Linked DNA regions of Homo sapiens: regions 2, 3 and 4 are each linked to region 1. The links are chromatin loops, found by intact Hi-C in ENCODE. Cell type or tissue: heart left ventricle. All regions are shown on one strand. Links, peaks and the distances in the headings refer to the core of each region. The heading gives the core; the rest is flanking DNA. Region 1 overlaps NFIC (nuclear factor I C). Region 2 has its middle 5.4 kb from the start of NFIC. Region 3 has its middle 39 kb from the start of NFIC. Region 4 has its middle 27 kb from the start of NFIC.

Region 1 (5,494 bases), core at 547-4,546:
GCTCAAACTGGAAAGCCACCCAAATGTCCCTTCAAAAGATGAAGAGATAAACACAGCGTGGTCTAGCCACACACTGGAATAGGACTCAGCCGTGAAAAGGATGCCGGGCGTGGTGGCTCATGCCTGTAATCCCGGCACTTTGGGAAGCTGAGGTGGGTGGATCTCGTGAGCTCAGGAGTTTGAGATCAGCCCGGGCAACATGGCGAAACCCTGTGTCTACAAAAAATACGAAAATTAGCTGGGTATGGTGGCTTGTGCCTATAGTCCCAGCACTTTGGGAAGCTGAGGCAGGTGGATCACTTGAGCCCCAGAGTTTGAGACGGGACTGGGCAACATGGCGAAACCCCATCCCTACAAAAAGTACAAAAATTAGCTGGGCGTGGTGGTGCACACCTGTAGTCCCAGCTACTTGGGAGGCCGAGGCGGGAGGATAGCTCGAGCCCTGGAGGTTGAGGCTGCAGTGAGCTATGATTGCACCACTGCACTCCAGCCTCGGGGACAGAGCAAGACCCTGTCTCAAAAAAAAAAAAAAAAAAAAAAAAAAGAAGAAGGAAAAGAAAAAGAATGAGGCCTTGGGCTGGGCGCAGTAGTGGTAGCTCACACCTGTAATCCCAGCACTTTGGGAGGCTGAGGCAGGTGGATCACCTGAGCTCAGGGGTTCAAGACCAGCCTGGCCAACATGGTGAAACCCCATCTCTACTAAAAATACAAAAATTAGCCGGGCATGGTGGCGGGCACCTGTAGTCCCAGCTACAGGCCGAGATCGCGACATTGCACTCCAGCCTGGGCATCAGAGTGAGACTTCATCTCAAAACCAGTAAATAAATAAAAATAAAAGAACGAGGCTCTGACACAGGCTACAACATGGATGCACCTTGAGGACATCATTCAGTGAGGGACACCAGAGACAAAAGGCCACACAGTGTGTGATGCCATTTCTTTCTTTCTTTTTCTTTTCTTTTTTTTTTTTTTTGAGACGGAGTCTCACTCTGTCGCCCAGGCTGGAGTGCAGTGGCGCAATCTTGGCTCACTGCAACCTATGCCTCCCAGGTTCAAGCGATTCTCCTGTCTCAGCCTCCCAAGTAGCTGGGATTACAAGTACCTGCCACAGTGCCTGTCTAAATTTTGGATTTTTAATAGAGACGGGGTTTCACCATCTTGGTCCGGCTGGTCTCGAACTCCTGACCACATGATCCACCCACCTTGGCCTCCCAAAGTGCTGGGATTACAGGCATGAGCCATTTCACTGAAATGTCCAGGACAGGCCAAGCCACAGAGACAAGAAGGGGATGCGTGGGCACCAGGGCTGGGAGAGGAGACAGGGAGTGGTGGCTGATGGGGATGGGGTTTCTTTTAGGGGGGATGAAATGTTCTGGAATTAGGCCAGGCTCGGCGGCTCACATCTGTAATCCCAGCACTTTGGAAGGCTGAGGCAAGAGAATCACTTAAGGTCAAGAGTTCGAGACCAGCCTGGCCAACATGGTGAAACTCCATCTCTACTGAAAATACAAAAAATTAGCCGGGTGTGGTGGCATGTGCCTATGATCCCAGCTACTTGGGAGGCTGAGCCATGAGAATTGCTTGAACCAGGAAGGTGGAGGTTGCAGTGAGCCGAGATTGCGCCACTGCACTCCAGCCTGGGGGTAAAAAAAAAAAAAAAGAAAGGTTCTGGAATTAGATAGAGGTGAATGTACTTAGTGCACTTTGACTTGGACACTTAAAAATGGCTAAAATGATGCATTGTACATCATGCACATTTTACTACAAATTAAAAGCTCATTAAGTCAAATGCGAGGTGCATCAGCCTGTGGTAAGGCAGGCGGCTGGTGGGGAACTAGCTAGGGTGGGGAGGGAGGCTATTTTACACCCAGGGCTCAGAGAAAGCCTGACCGAGATGGTGGCATTTTACAGACCTCAAGATGAGACTGGATAAGAGGAAGGAACTTGTTAAAATCTGCAAAGCTCCGAGAACAGCGCCTGGCAACCGCCCCGTGACTGTTGGCTTCTCCGATGGGGATGATGTTTCATCACCTCCCTGAGGGCCACGATGTTCCCGGCACTGGGAACAGCCCGTGCAAAGGCCTCCGGGTAGAAATGCACTTGGCAAGTTGCAGGCCAGCAGGGTTGGAGTGGAAAGAGCCAGGGAGCCTGGTAGGTTTGGAGGTGGGACAGGCTCTTGGCTTTTGGGTGGCGGTGGGAGCAGTTCCTCTCCCGGCCCCCAGGGGGCAGCACGGACTGCAGGGAGCTCAGGGCTGTGTCCAGTTCTGCAGACCCAAACCCCCGCCAGTCCCCCTGTTACAATCTTTCTTTTTTAGAGACAGAATTTTGCTCTGTTGCCCAGGCTCGAGTGCAGCGGTGCAATCATAGCTCACTGCAGCCTCGAACTCCTGGGCTGAAGTGATGCTCCTGCCTCAGCCTCCCAAGTAGCTGGGACTACAGGCACGCATCACCACCCTTGGCTAATTTTTGTATTATTATTATTACTTTTTGTAGAGATAGGGTCTTGCTATGTTACCCAGGCTGGTCTCAAACTCCTGGGCTCAGGCGATCCTCCCACCTCAGCCTCCCAAGTAGCTGGGATTACAGGCATGCACCTCCGTGTTTGGCTAGTGTGTGTGTGTGTGTGTGTGTGTGTGTGTGTGTGTGTGTGTATATATTTTTTTTTTTTTTTTTGGGGTAGAGATAGGGTCTTGCTATATTACCCAGGCTGGTCTTGAACTCCTGGGGCTAGTGTGTGTGTGTGTGTGTGTGTGTGTGTGTGTGTGTGTATATTTTTTTTTTGGGTAGAGATAGGGTCTTGCTATATTACCCAGGCTGGTCTTGAACTCCTGGGCTCAAGCGATCCTCCCGCTTCAGCCTCCCAAAGTGCTGGGATTGCAGGCGTGAGCCACCGCACCCGGCCCCCTGTTACAGTCATTTGCTGAGTGAAGGCAATGAACCAACCCTGCCCCGCGCTGGGAGGTTCAGGGCCACGCATTCTGAAGAGGACAGAGCGGTGGCCCCCGAGTGTCCAGGAGAAGTGGCCAGAGCCGTTTCCTGCTGACCCAGCTGGCCAGCTGGTGTCAGCACGCCCCCTCCGCCTCCCCCGACCGGGGTTTCCTGTTTGTGCAGCGCCTGCTCAGCTCCATCTCTGGGGGACTCCCTGGCGAGCTGGGAGGACGTGATTTCCTCTACCAGACGCCCAAGCTCCCCAGGGGACCAGGCCAAGCGCCGCTGCCCCCACCTCCCTCCAACATCTGGCTTGGAGAGAGGCGTCTGGGGATCACAGGAGGCCGCGGAGGACCCGGGTCACAGACGGAGGAGTCACCGGGGGCCAGTGAGGAGTGGCCTCAGGCCTGTGAACCTCCGAGAACCTTCCAGCCTCCCTGTGCATGCCTGTTCCGGTCCTTCCAAGAAGGACGCCTCACCCACTCGCTTTCTCTTCCTTCCTTCTTTTCCTTTCCTTTTTTTTTTTTGAGACAGTCTCACTCTATCCCCCAGGCTGGAGTGCAGTGGCGTGATCTCGGCTCACTGCAACCTCCGCCTCCTCCTGGGTTCAAGCAATTCTCCTGCGTCAGCCTCCCGTGTCCTCCTAGTACAGATGGGGTTTCGCCATGTTGGCCAGGCTGGTCTTGAACTCCTGACCTCAGGTCATCCACCTGACTCGGCCTCCCAAAGTACTGGGATTACAGGTGTAAGCCACTGCGCCCTGGCCCCTTCCTTCTTTTTCTTTTCTTTTCTTTTTTTTTTTTTTGAGACGGAGTTTTTACTCTTGTTGCCCAGGCTAGAGTGCAATGGCGCGATCTCAGCTCACTGCAACCTCTGTCTCCCGGGTTCAAGCAATTCTCCTGCCTCAGCCTCTCGGGTAGCTGGGATTACAGGCATGTGCCTCCACGCCTGGCTAATTTTTGTATATTCAGTAGAGACAGGGTTTCTCCATGTTGATCAGGCTAGTCTCAAACTCCTGACCTCAGGTGATCCACCCACCTCAGTCCCCCAAAGTGCTGGGATTACAGGCGTAAGCCCCCGCACCCGGCCCTTCTTTTTCTCTCTCTCTTTCTTTTCTTTCTTTCTTTCCTTCTTTCTTCTTCTTCTTTTTTTTTTTTTTTTTTGACAGAGTCTCGCTGTGTCGCCCAGGGTGCACAATCTCGGCTCACCACAACCTCTGCCTCCTGGGTTCAAGCGATTCTCCTGCCTCAGCCTCCCGACTAGCTGGGATTATAGGTGTGTGCCAACATGCCCGACTAATTTTTGTATTTTTAGTAGAGACGGTTTCACCATGTTGGTCAGGCTGGTCTCGAACTCCTGACCTCAGGTGATCCACCTGCCTTGGCCTCCCAAAGTGCTGGGATTACAGGCGTGAGCCACCGCACTTGGCCCCTTCCTTCTTTTTCATCTCTCCTCCTTCCTCTCCCCATATATCCTCTCTTGTCTTCTTCTCTCTGCTTCATCCCTCCCTCTCTCCTTCTTTTCTTTCTACAAGTATTTATTGAGCACCCACTCTGCATCAGGCCCCATTCTAAGCCCTGAGGGCACAACAGAGATGTAGACAGACAAAGCCTCTGCCCTGGAGGAGGTGACATTCCACTGGGGAGATGAGCAGACACCCGTGCAGTCACTAAACAACTAAGCAAATCCATAGGCAATCACTAACTTCCTCTGAAGGAAAGAAAACAGAGGGCTGAGACTGAGGGTAGCCAGGCTGGGCGCGGTGGCTCATGCCTGTAATCCCAGCACTTTGGGAGGCCGAGGCGGGTGCATCACAGGGTCAGGAGATCGAGACCATCCTGGCTACCACGGTGAAACCCCATCTCTACTAAAAGTACAAAAAATTACCCGGGTGTGGTGGTGGGCGCCTGTAGTCCCAGCTACTCGGGAGGCTGAGGCAGGAGAATGGCGTGAACCTAGGAGGCGGGGATGGCAGTGAGCCGAGATTGCGCCATTGCACTCTAGCCTGGGCGACAGAGCCTGACTCTGTCTCAAAAAAAAAAAAAAAAAAAGATTGAGGGTAGCCAGAGGCTGCTTATGCTGAAGGGGTTTAGGGTAGACCTCTCTGAGAAGGGGGCATTTGAGCTGAGACCAGGGGAGATCTGGAGAGAACAAGCGAGCAGTTAGTTGGCTGTTTAGACAGAGGTAACAGAATGTGCAGCGGCCCTGAGGCAGGACTGGGTCTGGTGCACTGGAGGAACGGCGAGGAGGTCTGTGTGGCTGGGAGTGGACGACGGGGAGAGAGGGAGGAGGGGAGGACAGGGCAGGGATGGGACAGGTTGTGCAGGGCCTTGTGGGCCACAGGGAGGACCTGGGCTTTTACCCCAAGAGAGGTGGGAGCCGTGGATGGCTGTGCGCAGAGGAGGGACGGGCCCTGACTTGGGGGCTCACAGGTGTCCTCTGGCCATAGTGAGAAGGACAAATGGTGGGGGCCAAGGGCAGGAGCTGGGGGCTAGGATGGAAGTGACTGCTCTGGTCTAAGTGAGGTTAATTTTCCCACTTCCTATCCCTACAACATAGAATTACA
Region 2 (5,494 bases), core at 963-4,962, 68 kb after region 1:
GCTGGAGAGCTCTCCCCCTTGGCACTGTGGACACTGGGGCTGGATCGCTCTCTGGGTTGGGGCCGTCCTGGGCCCTGCAGGGTGCTGAGCAGAGTCCATGGCCTCCACCCACTCCATGCCAGGGGCACCCCCCAGTCGTGACAACCACAAATGTCCTTAGACATGGCTAAGTGTCCCATGGGAACAGAATCAACCCTGGCTGAGACCCCACTGCTGTAGACCCAGCAAGGAAATTCAAGATCTCATTTAGGGTTTTAAAGAGTACACATGTATTTATACAAATATACATAGTATCCTTTACATACACACACATGCACACACACCCACACACACACATATCTCCTTTGGCCGGTTGTAGTGGCTCACGCCTGTAATCCCAACACTTTGGGAGGCCGAGGCAGGCAGATCACTTGAGGTCAGGAGTTTAAAATCAGCCTGGCCAACATGGCGAAACCCCGTCTCTACTAAAATTACAAAAATTAGCCGGGCATGGGCGAGGGTGCCTGTAATGTCAGCTACTCGGGAGGCTGAGGCTGGAGGTTCGCTTGAACTCGGGAGGTGGAGGTTGCAGTGAGCCAGGATCATGCCATTGCACTCCAGCCTGGGCAACAGAGCGAAACTCCATCTCAAAAAAAAAAAAAAAAAAAATATATATATATATATATATATATATATACACACACATACACATACATATACATATGTCTCCTTTATGGAAATACACGAGTATTTCCACAAGTACATCCTTTATGGAAATATACACATATGCACATGTATCCTCTATAAGTGTGTATTTCTCAGTCCTGCAAATGCTCCAACTATAGATGGTAACATTCTGGAGCGGGGTTCCACCCAGGAATGGGGGTGATCAGAAAGATTGGATTTTTTTTCCTCTGGATACAGTTGTATCCTCTTCATATGATCACTAATGGCTTCAGTAATTAAAGGAAAACTTAAAAAGTTGAATGCAATTCACAGAGCAGCTCAGGCAGGGTAGACAGGAACCCCCAGCCCCCCATGGTAACCCCACAGCCACCACACCCAGAGAATAAAGGACATAATCTTGCAGGCAAATGATTACACAGCAGTGCAGTGTGCAGTCAGCCTCCCCTAGCCCCGCACCTGCTCAGCAAGGGGCTCACAATGTCAGCTCCCCAGGAACCTTGCAAGGGTCCCATGTGGTCCCATTTTACAGATGAGAAACTGAGGCTGTAAGAAGGGATGTTAAAGTCAAGTGAGTTAAAGGTCAGATAGGCCGTTGAGGCTGGTACAGATAGACACACACACCACACACTACGACCTACAGAGACACACAGACACACATCGTGCAGACTCAAGCAGCTGCAGACACAGACTCCACACGACACACAGCTACATACACAAAGACACAAATACACGCACAGACTCACATAAAAACAGACCCATATATCATCACAGCCTTCCCCCCACACCTGACCTCAGATACCTCCTCAAAGAGGGGCGAGCAGAGACACACACACACACACACAGACCCACATGGCACACACACAGCCACAAACACACCCTCCCAACTCCCCACAGGACGCTTCTTGACAAGCACAACGCATGGATATAGCTGCCCCCACACAAGTGCAGACACAACCACAAACACATGGGCACTTGTCCACAATCACAGACACACTCCACACAAAAGCACACACTCTTACAAGCACACACACACCCACAAGTGGAACCCCCCGGTATTCCCATACAGGCACACACAGAGTCACATACGCACCATCACAATGACACACAGCACGCCACCTCCCTGCTCCTCCTGCACCAGCTCTGCCTGGAGCTGGGCTCTCGGCCCTGCAGAAACGCGGTGGGGACAGGGAAGGGCAGGAGGGTGAGATGTGGTTGTCTATCCCCCCGCAAGTGCGGTGTTTGTGTCCGTGAGTGTGTCTGCCCATGTGTGTCTGTGCACGCCTGTGTGTGTGACGTCTGTCTCTAGACAGGCCTGTGTGTGTCTATGTGAGTCTCTGTGTGGTTGTGTGTGCAGAGTCATGCAGACACAGGCACCGTGAGGGAGTGTCGTGTGTGTGTGTGTGTAACTATGACTGCATGCACGTGTGTCCCACTGTGCACAGAACCCAAAATGGGGACAGAGGGCCATGCCGTGTGCTGAAGGCCAGGGCATCCAACCGTCCCTCCGGGAGTGCGGAGGGAGATAGCTGTGAGTCTGAGGCTGGGAGTGGGTGTGAGGGATGGTGACAACCCGAGAATGACCTTGAGTGTTGTTGGGGGAGGCCTCTGTGTCATTGTGGGAGGGTTTTCTCTCCTTCTTGACATCCCAAACAGCCCCCCATGATGGGATGTCAAGAAGAAAGCGAGAGAGACCAGCCTGGCCTTGGGCTTTTTATATTTAGAAAATTATATCAAACGCACTGGGGGTGGGGTGGGGGTGGAGAGCGGCGGGGATTTCCCTGGAGGTGACAAAACAGCTCTCTGTGCCCACGGCCTCTGGTCCATTGGGGGCAAGTGCTGGAGGCGGGACTGCGGGACCAGTCCCGGTGCCCCTACGCTCTCCCCAGCATAGGATAATAGGGGTCTCCTTAGCCACCTCCCGGGCCCGTCCTAACCCCTGTGCTGCTGTAACCACCCACCCCTCGGGACTTCCACGGCCTCTCAGGGAGGGGGAACCCCTGCCGCCCCGCCCCTCTCGGGGCAGGTCCCCGCGCAAGCGCAACCCCTGGCGAGCGACGTCTGCGTGCCGAGTGATCGCGTCCCGGCGCCACCTCGCGCCCGAACCTCCAGCCAGGACCCCCTCGGGCCAAGCGGATGGGGGACCCCGAAGGCTGGGGGAAGTGGAGGGGACGTAGGGGAAAGATAAAGGGACAGAGTTTTGAAAAGGTGGAGGGAGCGCTCTTCCTCCGCCGCCCAGGCAGTCCCCAGTTACAGGAAAAAAGGAACTGGGGGAGGCGAGGCCGGGAGTGGAAGGCAGACCCTTCCCTAGGGGGAGGCTCAGCGCCAGTCACTCGCACACAGCAAGCGGCACCCAACTGTCCCCTGGAACGCGGCCACTCGACAGTTCTCCACTCCCTGGCGACCCCCCCCAACCGCCACACACCCACACGGGGACACCCCACGGTCACCCAGGGACACGCGGCTCCGCGGACACGCAGCCCAGCCATAGTTTCACAACACCGTCCCGCAGGGACGCGCGCACAGTCGCCCAGTTATCCAAAGACACAAGTGTCCCGCAGCCGCACAATGCGGGCGGCGCTCACAACACAACACGCGCCAGCACGTGGATGTGCAGACACACGCGGACACAGAAAGCGGCGGAGCCGACGCGCCGGGACCCGCGGCCCCAAGGCAGGTACACTACCACCCCGCCGCGCACACCCCAGACGCTCCCCCAGATGCCAATGCCGGCCCGTTACGGAGCGCAGGGGCTCCCACGCACCCCTCGAGGTGCGCACGACACCGACGCCAGTCGACCGGACACCGGAACCCCAAGTGCAGCCACCGCCGCTCCAGGGCCTGGGGCGCGCCGGGCCGAGACCCGGGGGTCCCTCCCAGCTGGGGACCCCGCGCGCGCGGCAGCGGGGCCGGGGGTCTGCCGAGGGGCGGGGCGGGGGCGGTGCGAGGGCAGGCGGGGCGGCTGCTCCTGCGCGGCGCCGAGCGCGGCCGCCCGCCCGGCTCCAAGTTCAAGGCGCCCGGCGGCGGCCGCGGCGCGCTCTCCGCCCCTCTCCGCAGCGGCCATTTTCCGCTAGCTGGCGCGCCGCGCTCGCCCGGGCCGGGGCACCCCGCGGGGGCCGCCGCGACCCCCGCCCCACGCGCCGTCCCGCCGTGCGCCCCCTCCCTGGCCCGGGCTCCCCCACGGACTGCGCGCTCGGGGGTCGTGCGCCCAGGGCCGCGCCCTCCCGCCTGGGGTCTGGCCCGGGGAGGGGGCGGGGGCCCGGCCTGGGGTTGCGGGGGCCTTCTCCGGGGAGCCCCGCCCTCCTCGCCAACTCGCGGCGCCCGCGAGGGGCCCCCCACTTGGGGTCTCCCGCGGCGCCCCGCGCGCCAGCTCCGCCCCCAGCCGGGGTGCGGGGGGGGATCGTGGGTAGGGGTCCCGTGGCGACTGGCGAGTGGGGGTCCCCGCCTCGAGCCCCTCCTCCGGGCGGCCCCCGCCCCCTGTCCCCCCAGATCTTGCAACTTTCGCCCGGAGCCCACGCACCACCCCAAAAAGTCCCCGGGCGAAAACGAAAGTGGGTGCGGCGACGTACCATGGCGCTGCTGCGAGGAGGCGAGGCCGGCGCCGGAGCGAGCGCGCTCGGTCCCCGGCGAGGGGGGGGCCGCAGGCGGCGGGAGGAGGCGGCGAGGGAGGGCGCGCGGGGGAGGGAGCGAGCGCGCCAGGGAGGGGGCGCGCCGCGCCCGCCCCCCCGGCCCGCAGGACCCTCCCCTCGGCCCGCCCTCCCCCCGGTCCCGCGCACCGCCCGCGCCTCAGGCTGCTCCGCGCCGCGGCCCCGGCTGCGGCGGCTCCGGCTGCGGCTCCATCCCCGGCCCGGCCCGCGCAAGGGGAGGCCCGGGGAGCGGCGGAGGCGGTGGCGGCGGCGGCTGCAGGTCGCGGGGCCCCGGCTGGGCTCGCTGCGGAGCGAGCGGATCCACCTTCGCCGCGGCGCGCGCGCACACACACGCGCACACACACACTCACGCGCAGGCGACTCGGGGACACCGGCGGGCCGGGCCTCCTCGACTCAGCCACGGACACACACACACCGCACACGGACACGCGCAGAGATCCCCACGCGCGGCGCCTACAGCGTGTGACGGACACACGGCCCGTGGGTGTCCGCCGGGCACACGGGGACCCATGCTCGAAGCCGGTGGGGCATCTGGGACACACACCTTCTGCAGGAGGTCAACACAGACGCACACTCGCAGCCTGTGGGGCTGGCACCCCGAGATCTCACAGACGCACAGTCCCAGAAAGACACCCAGACCTCAGAGGGACTCACGCGCCGACCCCCGGGACCCCTCCCCGAGCAGCCCTGGCCGGTGACTGCAGGTGTCCGGGGGACACGCGGCTACACACACGCACAGCAGGGAGACGGGACAGACGGGGACACAGACAGAGACTCCGACACCGAGGGCGACAGACCTGGGGCGGGGGTCCCCTGGGGGTCCCGCAGGGGCTCCAGGCAGGGGGCGGCAGGGGAGCGCTCGCAGCGGCCCCCGTAGGAAGTGGGGGGCAGCGGGCGCCCCCTCCCCCGGTCAGGATTAATGGCGAGGCCTCCGCAGCGGAGGAGGGGCCGGGCCGAGGTGGGTCAGCGCCCCCGCCCCTGCCGCGCGAGCCGCTGCGGGTTGGGACCGGCTGCCGCAGCGCCCCCCCAAGCGCTCTCCCGCAGTCCCCCTCCTCTGACAGCCGCAGAGTAGGCGCCGCCCCCTCGCCCCCACCGGCTCTGCGTCTGGCGCAGCTGGGGGAGGTTGCAGGGGGTGTGGGGGGAGTGTTGCTCCGACCTGACGGGTGAAAGGGGTTCTGCTATGG
Region 3 (5,494 bases), core at 937-4,936, 100 kb after region 1:
GCATGGGGCCATGGGGCGAGACCATGCTGCCCGGTTGTTTGCTCCAACAGGCATCTGCATGTTTTGCTCTGAAGGTATTCTGCAGATGTGCTGAATGTCTAGAGTCAGCTGCCTTTAAGTGAAGGAAACGACCCTCTGTAATGTGAGTGGGCCTCGTCCAATCAGTTGAAGGATGTAAGAGCAAAATTCGGGTTTTCCCAGAGAAGAAGGAATTCTGCCTCAAGACTGGGACATAAAAATCCTCATTTCTTCAGGCACGGTGGCTCATGCCTGTAATCCCAGCACTTTGGGAAGCCGAGGCAGATGATTGCCTGAGCTCAGGAGTTCGAGACCAGCCTGGGCAACACAGTGAAACCCCGTCTTTCCTGAAATACAAAAAAATTAGCCGGGCGTGGCGGCGTGTGCCTGTAGTCCCAGCTACTCGGGAGGCTAAGCTGGAGAATCGCTTGAACCCGGGAGGTGGAGCTTGCAGTGAGCAGAGATCGCGCCACTGCACTCCAGGCTGGGTAACACAGCGAGACTCCATAAAAAAAAAAAAAGAAAAAAAAAAAGTCCTCGTTTCCAGACTGTGGGGACTGCCCTACAGTTTTTGGACCCAACACTGCAACACTGACTCTATTTCTGTTTTTTTTTTTGTTTTTGTTTTTGGTTTTCTTTTTTTTTTGGAGACGGGGACTCATTCTGTTGCCCAAGGTGGAGTTCAGTGGTGCAATCTCGGCTCACTGCAACCTCTGCCTCCTGGGTTTCAAACAATTCTTGTGCCTTGGCTGCCCGGTTAATTTTTGTATTTTTAGTAGAGACAGGGTTTCGCCATGTTGACCAGGCTGGTCTTGAACTCCTGACCTCGTGATCTGCCCGCCTTGGCCTCCCAAAGTGCTGGGATTACAGGCGTGGGCCACCGCGCCCGGCCTGCAACATTGACTCTTACCTGAATGTCTAGCCTGCTGCCCTGTTCTATAAATTTTAGACTGGCTAGCCCCCATATCAAGCAAATCAATTTTTTTTCTTTTTCTTTTCTTTTCTTTCTTTTTTTTTTTTTAGACGGGATCTTGTGCTGTCACCCAGGCTTGAGTGCAGTGGTGTGATCACAGCTCACTGCAGCCTTGAGTTCCTGGGTTCAACTCTGCCTCAGCTTCCCAACTAGCTGGGACTACAGGTGTGTACCACCACACCTGGCAAATGTATTTTATTTATTTATTAATTTGTTTGTTTGTTTGTTTTTAGAGATGAGGATACCATGCTGCCCAGGGTGGTCTCAAACTCTTGGGCTCAAGAGATCCTCCTGCCCCAGCCTCCCAAAGTGCTGGGATTATAGGCGTGAGCCACTGCACTCCACAATTCCTTAAAATCACTCTCTCTCTGTCTCTCTGTCTCTCACACACACAAACACTCCCCATTGGTTCTGTTTGAGAACCCTGACTAACACACAGCCCATCACTTATTTTTATAAATAAAGTTTTATTGGTATACACACCCACACCCACTCACTTACATATTGTCTGTGGCTGCCTATTGACTACAGGGACAGAGGTGAGTAGCTGCAATGGGGACTGCCTGGTCCACAAAGCCTAAAATATTTACGATACGGCCTTTTACAAGAAAAAATTTGCTGATATTCAACCTACAAAAACATTTAACAACACAGATGAATCTTACAAGCTTTACGTTGAGGACAAAAAGCCTGTCATTATGGGATTTAGTGTAATGTAGTTCACAGTGGGCAGTACTGATTGATTAATTTACTTTGTTATTTATGTTTGAGATAAACATATGTTCACGTTTTGGGTCTCACTGTGTTGCCCAGGCGGATCTTTAACTCCTGGCCTCAAGTGATCCTTCTGCTTCAGCCTCCGAAAGTGCTGGGGTTACAGATGTCAGCCACTGTGCCCTGTACTAATTTATGAAGACAGAAATCGGGCCAGTGCTTAACCATGGGAAAGTTAGAGACCAAGGGGGAGGATCAGGGTGACTTTGTGGGTGGTGGGGGAAGCAGAAATATTATTTTTCTTGATGAGTTCAGGGACCTGATTACACAAATCATAAATGTGTTTGGTTTGGGACAATTTTTGAGCTGTACCTTTATACTAGATATACTTTCCTATTTGTAGGTTGAATATCTATCAAAAGTTAATACAGGGCCGGGTGTGGTGGCTCACACCTGTAATCCCAGCACTTTGGGAAGCCAAGGCGGGTGGATCACTTGAGGTCAGGAGTTCGAGAACAGCCTGGGAAACATGGTGAAACCCCATCTGTACTAAAAAATATAAAAATTAGCCAGGCATGGTGGTGTGCGCATGTAGTCCCAGCTACTTGGGAGGCTGAGGCACAAGAATTGCTTGAACCTGGGAGACGGAAGTTTCAGTGAGCCGAGATTGCACCACCATACTCCAGCCTGGGTGACAGAGCCAGACTCCATCTTAAAAACAAAAAACAAAAAACAAAAAACAGTTAATATGGGCACGGTAGCTCATACCTGTAATGCCAGCACTTTGGGAGGCTGAGGCTGGGGGATCACTTGAGGTCAGGAGTTTGAGACCAGCCTGGACAACATGGCAAAATCCTGTATCTAGGCCGGGCGCGGTGGCTCACACCTGTAATCCCAGCACTTTGGGAGGCCGAGGCATGCGGATCACGAGGTCAGGAGATCGAGACCATCCTGGCTAACACGGTGAAACCCCGTCTCTACTAAATATACAAAAAATTAGCTGGGCGTGGTGGCGGGCGCCTGTGGTCCCAGCTACTCGGGAGGCTGAGGCAGGAGAATGGCGTGAACCCAGGAGGCGGAGCTTGCAGTGAGCCGAGATCGTGCCACTGCACTCCAGCCTGGGCGACAGAGGGAGACTCCGTCTAAAAAAAAAAACAAAAACAAACAAAAAAAATTAGCCGGGCGTGGTGGCAGGCACCTGTAATCCCACCTACTCCAGAGGCTGAGGCAGGAGAATCGTTTGAACCCAGGAGGTGGGGGTTGCAATGAGCCAAGATTGCACCATTGCACTCCAGCCTGGGAGACAGAGTGAGACTCCGTCTCAAAAAATAAAAAAATTTAAAAAGAAAGAAAGAAAGAGAGAGAGAGAAAGAAAAAAGAAAGAAGGAAGGAAAAGAAAGAAAGAGAAAAAGAAAAAGAAGAAAACGGATAGAAATGCATGGGGTAAATAAAAGGGAAAAGAAAGGAACCGAAGAATGAAAATCACAGGATAAACCCTTCAATAATTTGAGACGGTCATAGAAGAAGCTTTCATGGTCATGTGCTTCCCTCTAGTGACAACCACAAGCATCGCGGCCGTTCATCACTTAAATTTCAGAGGGCTGCCCATCAGAATGGCTAATAATGCTGCAGCGATTTATTGCACGGATGCATCGCTTACAAAAAAAAAGAAAAGTGCCTCTCAATGCTTATTCTGTTTATTTCCAGTCTTTTCCCGCCACAAACTAGGTGGCACTGAATATTCTTTTTTCTTTTTTTTTGATGGAGCCTGGCTCTGCCCAGGCTGGGTGGAGTGCAGTGGTGCCATCCCGGCTCACTGCAACCTCCACCTCCCAGGTTCTAGCGATTCTCCTGCCTCAGCCTCCCGAGTAGCTGGGATTACAGTCGCCTGCCACCACACCCAGATAATTTTTGTGTTTTTAGTGGAGATGGGATTTCGCCATGTTGGCCAGGCCGGTCTCAAATTCCTGGCCTCAGGTGATCCGCCCACCTTGGCCTCCCAAAGTGCTGGGATTACAGGTGTGAGCCACAGCACTCAGTCTTAATATACACACACACACACACACACACACACACACACACACACATATACATATACATATATATATTTATTTATTTATTTTATTTTGAGACAGAGTGTCACTCTTGTTGCCCAGGCTGGAGTTCAATGGCATAATCGTGGCTCACTGCAACTTCTGCCTCCCAGGTTCAAGTGATTCTCCTGCCTCAGCCTCCCGAGTAGTTGGGATTACAGGTGCCCACCACTATGCCCAGCTAATTTTTGTATCTTTAGTAGAGACAGGGTTTCACCATGTTGACCAGGCTGGTCTCGAACTCCTGACCTCAGGTGATCCACCCACCTCGGCCTCCCAAAATGCTGAGATTACAGGCATGAGCAACCGCACCCCATATTTATAGAGCCACGATCTCCCTATGTTGCCCCGGCTGGTCTTGAGCTCCTCGCCTCAAGCAGTCTTCCTGTGTCAGTCTTCCAAAGTGTTGGGATTATCGGTGTGAGCCACTACACCTAGCCTTATTGTAGTTTTAACTTGAATCTACCTTCCTATGAATCAGGGTGAACATTTTCTCATATATTTTAATTAATTTATTTATCTATTTTTTATTATTTATTTTTGAGACAGGGTCTCTCTCTGTTGCCCAACACTGGAGTGTAATAGCGTGATCTCGACTTACTGTAACCTCCGCCTCCCGGGTTTAAGTGATTCTCCTGCGTCAGCCTCCTGAGCAGCTGGGACTACAGTCATGAGCCACTATACCTGGCTAATCTCTGTATTTTTTGTGGAGACAGGGTTTCACCATGTTTCCCAGGCTGGTCTCAAACTCCTGAGCTCAAGGAATCCTCCCAACTCGGCCACCCAAAGTCCTGGGATTACAGGTGTGAGGCACTGTGCCCAGCCATTTTCTCACAGATTTAAAGTCCATTTTTATTACTTTTAGGTATTTTCTGTGGTGATGTGTTCATATCCTTTGCATATTTTTTCAGTTGATCTTTTCTTATTGATTTGTAGGAACTCTTTACATATTTGTTGCCCAGTAAAATTCTTTTGCAAGTACATTGCAAATATTTCTATAATGTTTGCTGTTGTTGAGGATATATATATAATGTGTGTGTGTGTACACATAATTGGATTAGAAACCAAAGTATAACATTAATCTGTACAAATCCATACTGATAGAGATTTTTTTTTTTTAGATGGGAGTCTCACTCTTGTCACCCAGGCTAGAGTGCAGCAGCACGATCTCGGCTCACTACAACTTTCACCTCCCAGGTTCAAGTGATTCTCCTGCTTCAGCCCCCCAAGTAGATGGGATTACACTTGCCTGCCACCACACCCAGCTAATTTTTGTATTTTTAAGCTAATTTTTGTATTTTTAGTAGAGATGGGGTTTCACCATGTTGGTCAGGCTGCTCTCAAACTCCTGACCTCAGGTGATCCACCTGCCTCGGCCTCCCAAACTGCTGGGACTACAGGTGTGAGCTACTGCGCCTGGTCCTTCAGTGCCAATTATGAGCCATGCTCTCTGATGTGGGGTGCTAGAGGCCCTGAGAAGGCTAGGACAGAAGTATCTCCCTCCCTGCAGTTGAGTGAGGAACAGAGACGCCTGCCAAGTCACATACAGCATGACTGCAGTGTGTGTGTGTGTGTGTGTGTGTGTGTGTGTGTGTGTGTGTGTGTGTGTGTCTGTTACATTCACAAGAATGGGGCTGGGTCAGACACTACAGCAGGAGGACCTCCTTTAGTTGGGGGAGGGGTGTTCTGGATGCCA
Region 4 (5,494 bases), core at 876-4,875, 90 kb after region 1:
GCCCTGGGTTCGACAAGAGGGCATGGTAGGCGCGTGATCAATGCGTCTGGGTTGGATGCAGGGGGAGCCTCCTTGGTTCAGCCCCCCATGGCTCGCCTGGGATTGATTGTCATTGTCACCTCTTCGCACACAGCTCCCAAAGCCAGTGTTATTCTTTTTTTTTTTTGAGATGGAGTCTCGCTCTGTCGCCCAGGCTGGAGTACAGTGGTGCAATCTCGGCTCACTGCAATCTCTGCCTCCCAGGTTCAACCGATTCTCCTGCCTCAGCCTCCCGAGTAGCTGGGATTACAGGCATGCACCACCACGCCTGGCTCATTTTTGTATTTTTAGTAGAGACGGGATTTCGCCACTTTGGCCAGGCTGGTCTCGAACTCCTGACCTCAGGTGATCCACCCGCCTCGGCCTCCAAAAGTGCTGAGATGACAGACGTGAGCCACCGCGCCTGGCCTGTCCCATTTTACAGATGGGAAAACTGAGGCTGAGAGAGGAAGGGGTCTGTCCCAGGGATCCATGGCCACATGCAACACTTAGGCTCCTAGGTCCCCTCACGGTCGCACCCAGGCCGTGCAGGGCAACATGGTGGGACTCAGATCCCAAGCGTGGAGGCCGCTGCTTGTGTTTCTGCTGAGTCAAGGCCCCAACCCCTCCTGCAGCCCTCCCAAGAGGTGAGGCTTGCTCAGGATGTGGTTCAGGGTCTGTTTGGGCTCAGCCCTAGAACCCTCCCTCCCAATCTTCCACACGGTTGGGGAGGAGAAGCCCAGCAGCAACAGGGATGAGGGATAGACAGCTGGTAGCACTTCCTGTGTTTGGCGATCCATGGAGCAGGACATCTACCCAGTGTTTCTCCCTCACTGGACACATTACTTGTTCTTCAAAGTGAAGCACTTTGGGGCCGGGCGCGGTGGCTCACGCCTATAATCCCAGCACTTTGGGAGGCCGAGGTGGGTGGATCACGAGGTCAGGAGATCGAGACCATCCTGGCTAAGACGGTGAAACCCCGTCTCTACTAAAAATACAAAAAATTAGCTGGGCGTGGTGGCGGGCGCCTGTAGTCCCAGCTACTCGGGAGGCTGAGGCAGAGAATTGCTTGAACCCAGGAGGTGGAGCTTGCAGTGAGCCGAGATCGCGCCACCGCACTCCAGCTTGGGCGACAGAGCGAGACTCCATCTTAAAAAAAAAAAAAAAAGTGAAGCACTTTGGGAGGCCGAGGCGGGCAGATCACCTGAGGTGAAGAGTTTGAGACCAGCCTGGCCAACATGGCAAAACCCTGTCTGTACTAAAAATACAAAAATTATCCGGGCGTGGTGGCGGGCGCCTATAATCCCAGCTACCTGGGAGGCTGAGGCAGGAGAATGGCATGAACCCGGGAGGCGGAGCTTGCAGTGAGCCAAGATCACGCCATTTCACTCCAGCCTGGGCGACAGAGTGAGACTCCCTCTCAAAAAAAAAAAAGACACAGAGCAATGAGCAGGTGGATGATGGCCCTTGTGGGGTAGACGGGGAAACTGAGGCTCAGGAAAATGCAGTCTTTTGCCCATGGGCCCTGGGGCTCCAGGCCAGGGAGCTAGTGTCCTGAGTTCTCTGAAACCTTCCGGACACCGTGGAAAGAGCTGGGCTTTGGAGCTGGCTGAGCTGGCCCTGCTTTTCCCGCTCACGTGCTGTGCAGCTTTGGATGAAGACGTGGAACCAAGCTTGGCCCTGCGCAGTAGGGAAAGGAGAGCACAGAGCGTGGCAGAAGAGTCAACCCCAGCCCCTCTGTCCCATAGGGCTGGCACCGTGGGTGTAGGCACAGGCATCACCTGGCTCTCCAGAGCCTGCCCACACACTCCAGGCCCTCATGCCCAGCCAGGCGGAGCCCCAGGGAGCCAGCCTCCGAGGTCGCAGTCACAGACTGCTGGCATCTATCCCTTCACAGATGGAGAAACTGAGGCCTGGGGTACTAGGACCTCACAAGGTGGGCGATATGAAGGGTGGCGATGCTGCCTGCAGGTCCTGGAGTCCTCCCAGCTGAGGGTATTTCCCTGGCCGAGCCTCTCTCACCATATCCCATGAATGAACTTGCCCAAGCTGCTTCTGTTTTCTGGGCCTCAGTTTCTCCATCTGTCTAAGAGGAACCCGCTAACATGCCTGGCAGGGGTCACGGCACGGAAGGGAACGTCACCCATGTCTATGCAGAGATATTGTGATTTCCAGCCCCACAGAGCCCACGGAGGTCCCATTCCCTGACACCTCCACCAACACCCCTGTCTTCAGAGGTTCAAATCTTGGCTCTACCACTTACAGACCACGGGACCTTGGGCAGATGGCGGCCTTGCTTCATGCCTCAGTTTCCCTATCTGTAAAATGCGGACAGTCATATGACTGTGGCTGTCACTAAGTGCTGTTTGCCCCAGAGACCTTCCCCCCAATCCCTCACTCCCTTCCAGAGCAGGGCTGGGGTCTCCTCTTTGCACCACTGGGTGGGGGGCGCCCTCTACCGCCTACCCACAGCTTTGAAAAGCCCTGAAGAACCAGAGTCTCCCTCCCTCAATGGGAGAGGCAACTCCTGCTTCTCTCGCTCTAAAAAGGAAATTCTGGGCCGGTGCGGTGGCTCATGCCTGTAATCCCAGCACTTTGGGAGGCCAAGGTGGGTGGATCACCTGAGGCCAGGAGTTCGAGACCAGCCTGGCCAACATGGTGAAACCCCGTCTCTACTAAAAATACAAAAGTTAGCCGGGCATGGTGGCGTGCACTTGCAATCTCAGTTACTCGGGAGGCTGGGGCAGGAGAATCGCTTGAACCTGGGGGACAGAGGTTGCAATGAGCCGAGATCACGCCACTGCACTCCAGCCTGGGCAACAGAGTGATACTCTGTCTCAAAATAAATAAATAAATAAATTAATAAAATAAATAAATTAAAAAAAGGAATTCCAGCCAGGTGTGGTGGCTCACACCTGTAATCCTAAGACTTTGGGAGGCCAAGGTAGGTAAATCAGTTGAGGTCGGGAGTTCAAGACCAGCCTGGCCAACATGGTGAAACCCCGTCTCTACTAAAAATACAAAAAAAAAAAAAAAAAAATTAGCCAGGGATGGTGGCACATGCCTGTAATCCCAGCTACTAGGGAGGCTGAGGCAGGAGAATTGCTTGAACCTGGGAGCTGAGGTTGCAGTGAGCCAAGATAGTGCCACTGCACTCCAGCCTGGACAACAGAGCGAGACTCTGTCACAGAAAAAAAAAAAAAAAGGGAATTCCTTGGCCTTTGCCCTTTGCCCTCTGACCTCCAGCCTCAGGTCTGGGGCAGCCAGTATGCAGTCTCCCAGCCAGTGGCCGAAAGGAGCAGGGTGACGGTCCTGGCAGCCCAGGGACACATCTGGATGGAGGAACTGAGGCCAGAGCTGGCTGGACACTGGCTCAGGGTCGCATGATGGAGCAGCCTAGGGTACGGGGGCCCTTCCTTGGGGAGGAAACCCTGGGGTCAGGGATGGGACCCCTCTGCCACTGGAGGTAGGGAGCAGGCAGCTGGTGCCCAAGGTGGGTGGGTAACGACAGGAAGTCGGTTACTGAGGAGGCAGTTGTTGGCACTTTGATTTCCTGCTGTGCCGCAGGTTATGTAAAGGGCTGGGAGTGGCCGGGCACCCCAACACCCCGCCCACCCTGTGCCACCCTGGGGCTTGTCGTACAGAGAAGGGAAGGAGAGGCTCAGAGTGGGATGTTTGGGAGCTTGCAGCCATCAGGCAGGAACGTGAGCCTGGGCCCCTTGGGACCTGGCACCATGACCTCAGTTCTCTGTCCCCTGCCCCCAGCCTCCCTCCACTGGGCTCCAGGGAGGTGTAGGGTGAGAGGTTCCCAGCTGATTTCTCAGCTCCCAGCCCTGCCTCTGACTTGCTTTGGGAACATCAACTTCAGTTTCCCATGTGTGCAATGGGCCTGGATTCTTTCTTTACTTTTTTTTTTAATTTTAATTTTTTTTTTTTTTTTGAGACTGAGTCTCACTTTGTCGCCCAGGCTGGAGTGCAGTGGTGCGATGTCAGCTCACTGCAACCTCTGCCTCCCGGGTTCAAGCAATTCTCCTGTCTCAGCCTCCCGAGTAGCTGGGACTACAGGTGCACGCCACCACACCCAGCTAATTTTTGTATTTTTAGTAGAGACGGGGTTTCACCATAGTGGTCAGGCTGGTCTCGAACTCCTGACCTTAGGTGATCCACCTGCCTCGGCCTCCCAAAGTGCTGGGATTACAGGCGTGAGCCACTGCAACTGGCCATTTCTTTACTTATTTCTGTTGCTGTTATTTTCTTTTAGTTAGCAGATACTTTCATGTTAATATACGTGAGGGCCCGTTCTAAAATGCATAGCTAGATGTGGTGGCTCATGCCTGTAATCACAGCACTTTGGGAGGCCGAGGCAGGTGGATCACGTGAGCCCAGGAGTTCCAGACCAGCTTGGGCAATATGGGAAAAGCCCATCTCTACAAAAAAAAAGTAATATAAATTAAGAATAAATGCATTATAAGGATTAACACGATTAATCCTCTTGGGGGGTCTGACTGCTATGATGATCCCCACTTTACAGATGGAGAAACTGAGGCACAGAGCAACCAAGCAGCACAGGGTGGCAGAGGTGGTAAAGGAGGGGGTCAGGATGGGAACCCAGGCCCCTCTGTGGGTGGACTGCCCTGATGGTGGGGAGGTTCGTGTTGGCCTCCCCAGGACACAGATGGAAATACTGGGTCTTGGTGAGGGCCAGGGCCAGGCTCGGGGTCAGCGGTGGGTGAGCACAAAGCCAGACACCCCTGGTTGCCCTCTCTGGGTGATGGTGCCCAGTGTTCCACATCAGAGCACCCACCAGGCATCGTGGACATCTCGGAGGCCCAATTGGCCACCACAGTCACGGTGCTCCAGGGCCAGTCTGAGGGCGAAACTGTTCCCTGGGTGTCTGTAGTGTGGGCTGGGAGCAGGCAGCGGCTCTCACCCGGCATCCACCATGGGCCATGCTCACTCCTTGCATGGGCGTGTTCTCAACAACCTGGGGGTTGGGACCACAGGGATCCCATTTTTTTGGAAGAGGAAGCTGAGTGCCAAGTGGAGAGGCCACATCCTAGGGGCCCAGCAGAGTCCGAGCCTGACTCAGTGCCCTTGGCCTTGGCCTCTCAGACTCACTCCACTGGCCAAGCCTGTCCAGCCCCACACCCCTGCCACCGGCAGGACTTGGTGTGTGTGACTGGGGGAGGAGCGGGCCTGGGTGGCTGGGAAACCAGGTAGGGGTATGACCAGAGTGGGGGGTGCTGGGTATGCAGCCCCCTCCCTCCTGGAAGAGGCCTAGCCCGGAGCACCCCACCCCCAGCCCTGTTGGCAGAGCGATTAAAGAGAGAAGGATGAGGGAAAAAGCCTGAAAGAATTAAACAAACAAAGGGAGAGGTCGGTTTATATAATCTCTGGTACAACGTGTCCTCTTGAGCCAGGATTAGGCCGTGGCGTTTCCCAGGCAGCCGTGGGGGCGGGTGGCAGACGCCCTGCT

The links. Peaks named below come from ENCODE experiments on the same cell type or tissue, not always from the same donor. Only the 100,000 strongest peaks of a DNase experiment are listed, where the experiment ranks them.
Region 2: it touches region 1 in a loop (14-fold over the local background); 54 of 110 quality-filtered maps call a loop at or near these places.
Region 3: a loop joins it to region 1, with 5 times the contacts of the local background. A loop is called at or near these places in 87 of 110 quality-filtered maps.
Region 4: it touches region 1 in a loop (3-fold over the local background); 92 of 110 quality-filtered maps call a loop at or near these places.

What each region holds. Positions count from the first base shown.
Region 1 is chr19:3,426,411-3,431,904 of GRCh38, reverse strand. The region is part of intron 3 of NFIC (nuclear factor I C); the gene reads right to left. Among named protein-coding and RNA genes, the nearest start is that of SMIM24, 51 kb to the left of the region's middle. In heart left ventricle, for the core only: CTCF peaks have their summits at 2,003, 2,208 (motif pointing right) and 3,089 (motif pointing right); DNase peaks (open chromatin) are centred at 2,114 and 3,214; H3K4me3 peaks cover 1,053 bases; H3K27ac peaks cover 3,613 bases.
Region 2 is chr19:3,358,424-3,363,917 of GRCh38, reverse strand. It overlaps a transcript of NFIC not described here. Among named protein-coding and RNA genes, the nearest start is that of NFIC, 5.4 kb to the left of the region's middle. RefSeq lists silencers at 2,646-2,775, 3,526-3,575, 4,286-4,375, 4,536-4,665 and an enhancer at 3,226-3,335. In heart left ventricle, for the core only: a CTCF peak has its summit at 2,793 (motif pointing left); DNase peaks (open chromatin) are centred at 2,707, 3,167, 4,277, 4,637 and 2 weaker places; H3K4me3 peaks cover 3,227 bases; H3K27ac peaks cover 3,474 bases.
Region 3 is chr19:3,324,907-3,330,400 of GRCh38, reverse strand. No RefSeq gene overlaps it. Among named protein-coding and RNA genes, the nearest start is that of NFIC, 39 kb to the left of the region's middle. In heart left ventricle, for the core only: a CTCF peak has its summit at 3,256 (motif pointing left); a DNase peak (open chromatin) is centred at 3,280.
Region 4 is chr19:3,336,847-3,342,340 of GRCh38, reverse strand. No RefSeq gene overlaps it. Among named protein-coding and RNA genes, the nearest start is that of NFIC, 27 kb to the left of the region's middle. In heart left ventricle, for the core only: a CTCF peak has its summit at 2,470 (motif pointing left); DNase peaks (open chromatin) are centred at 1,740 and 3,670; H3K27ac peaks cover 853 bases.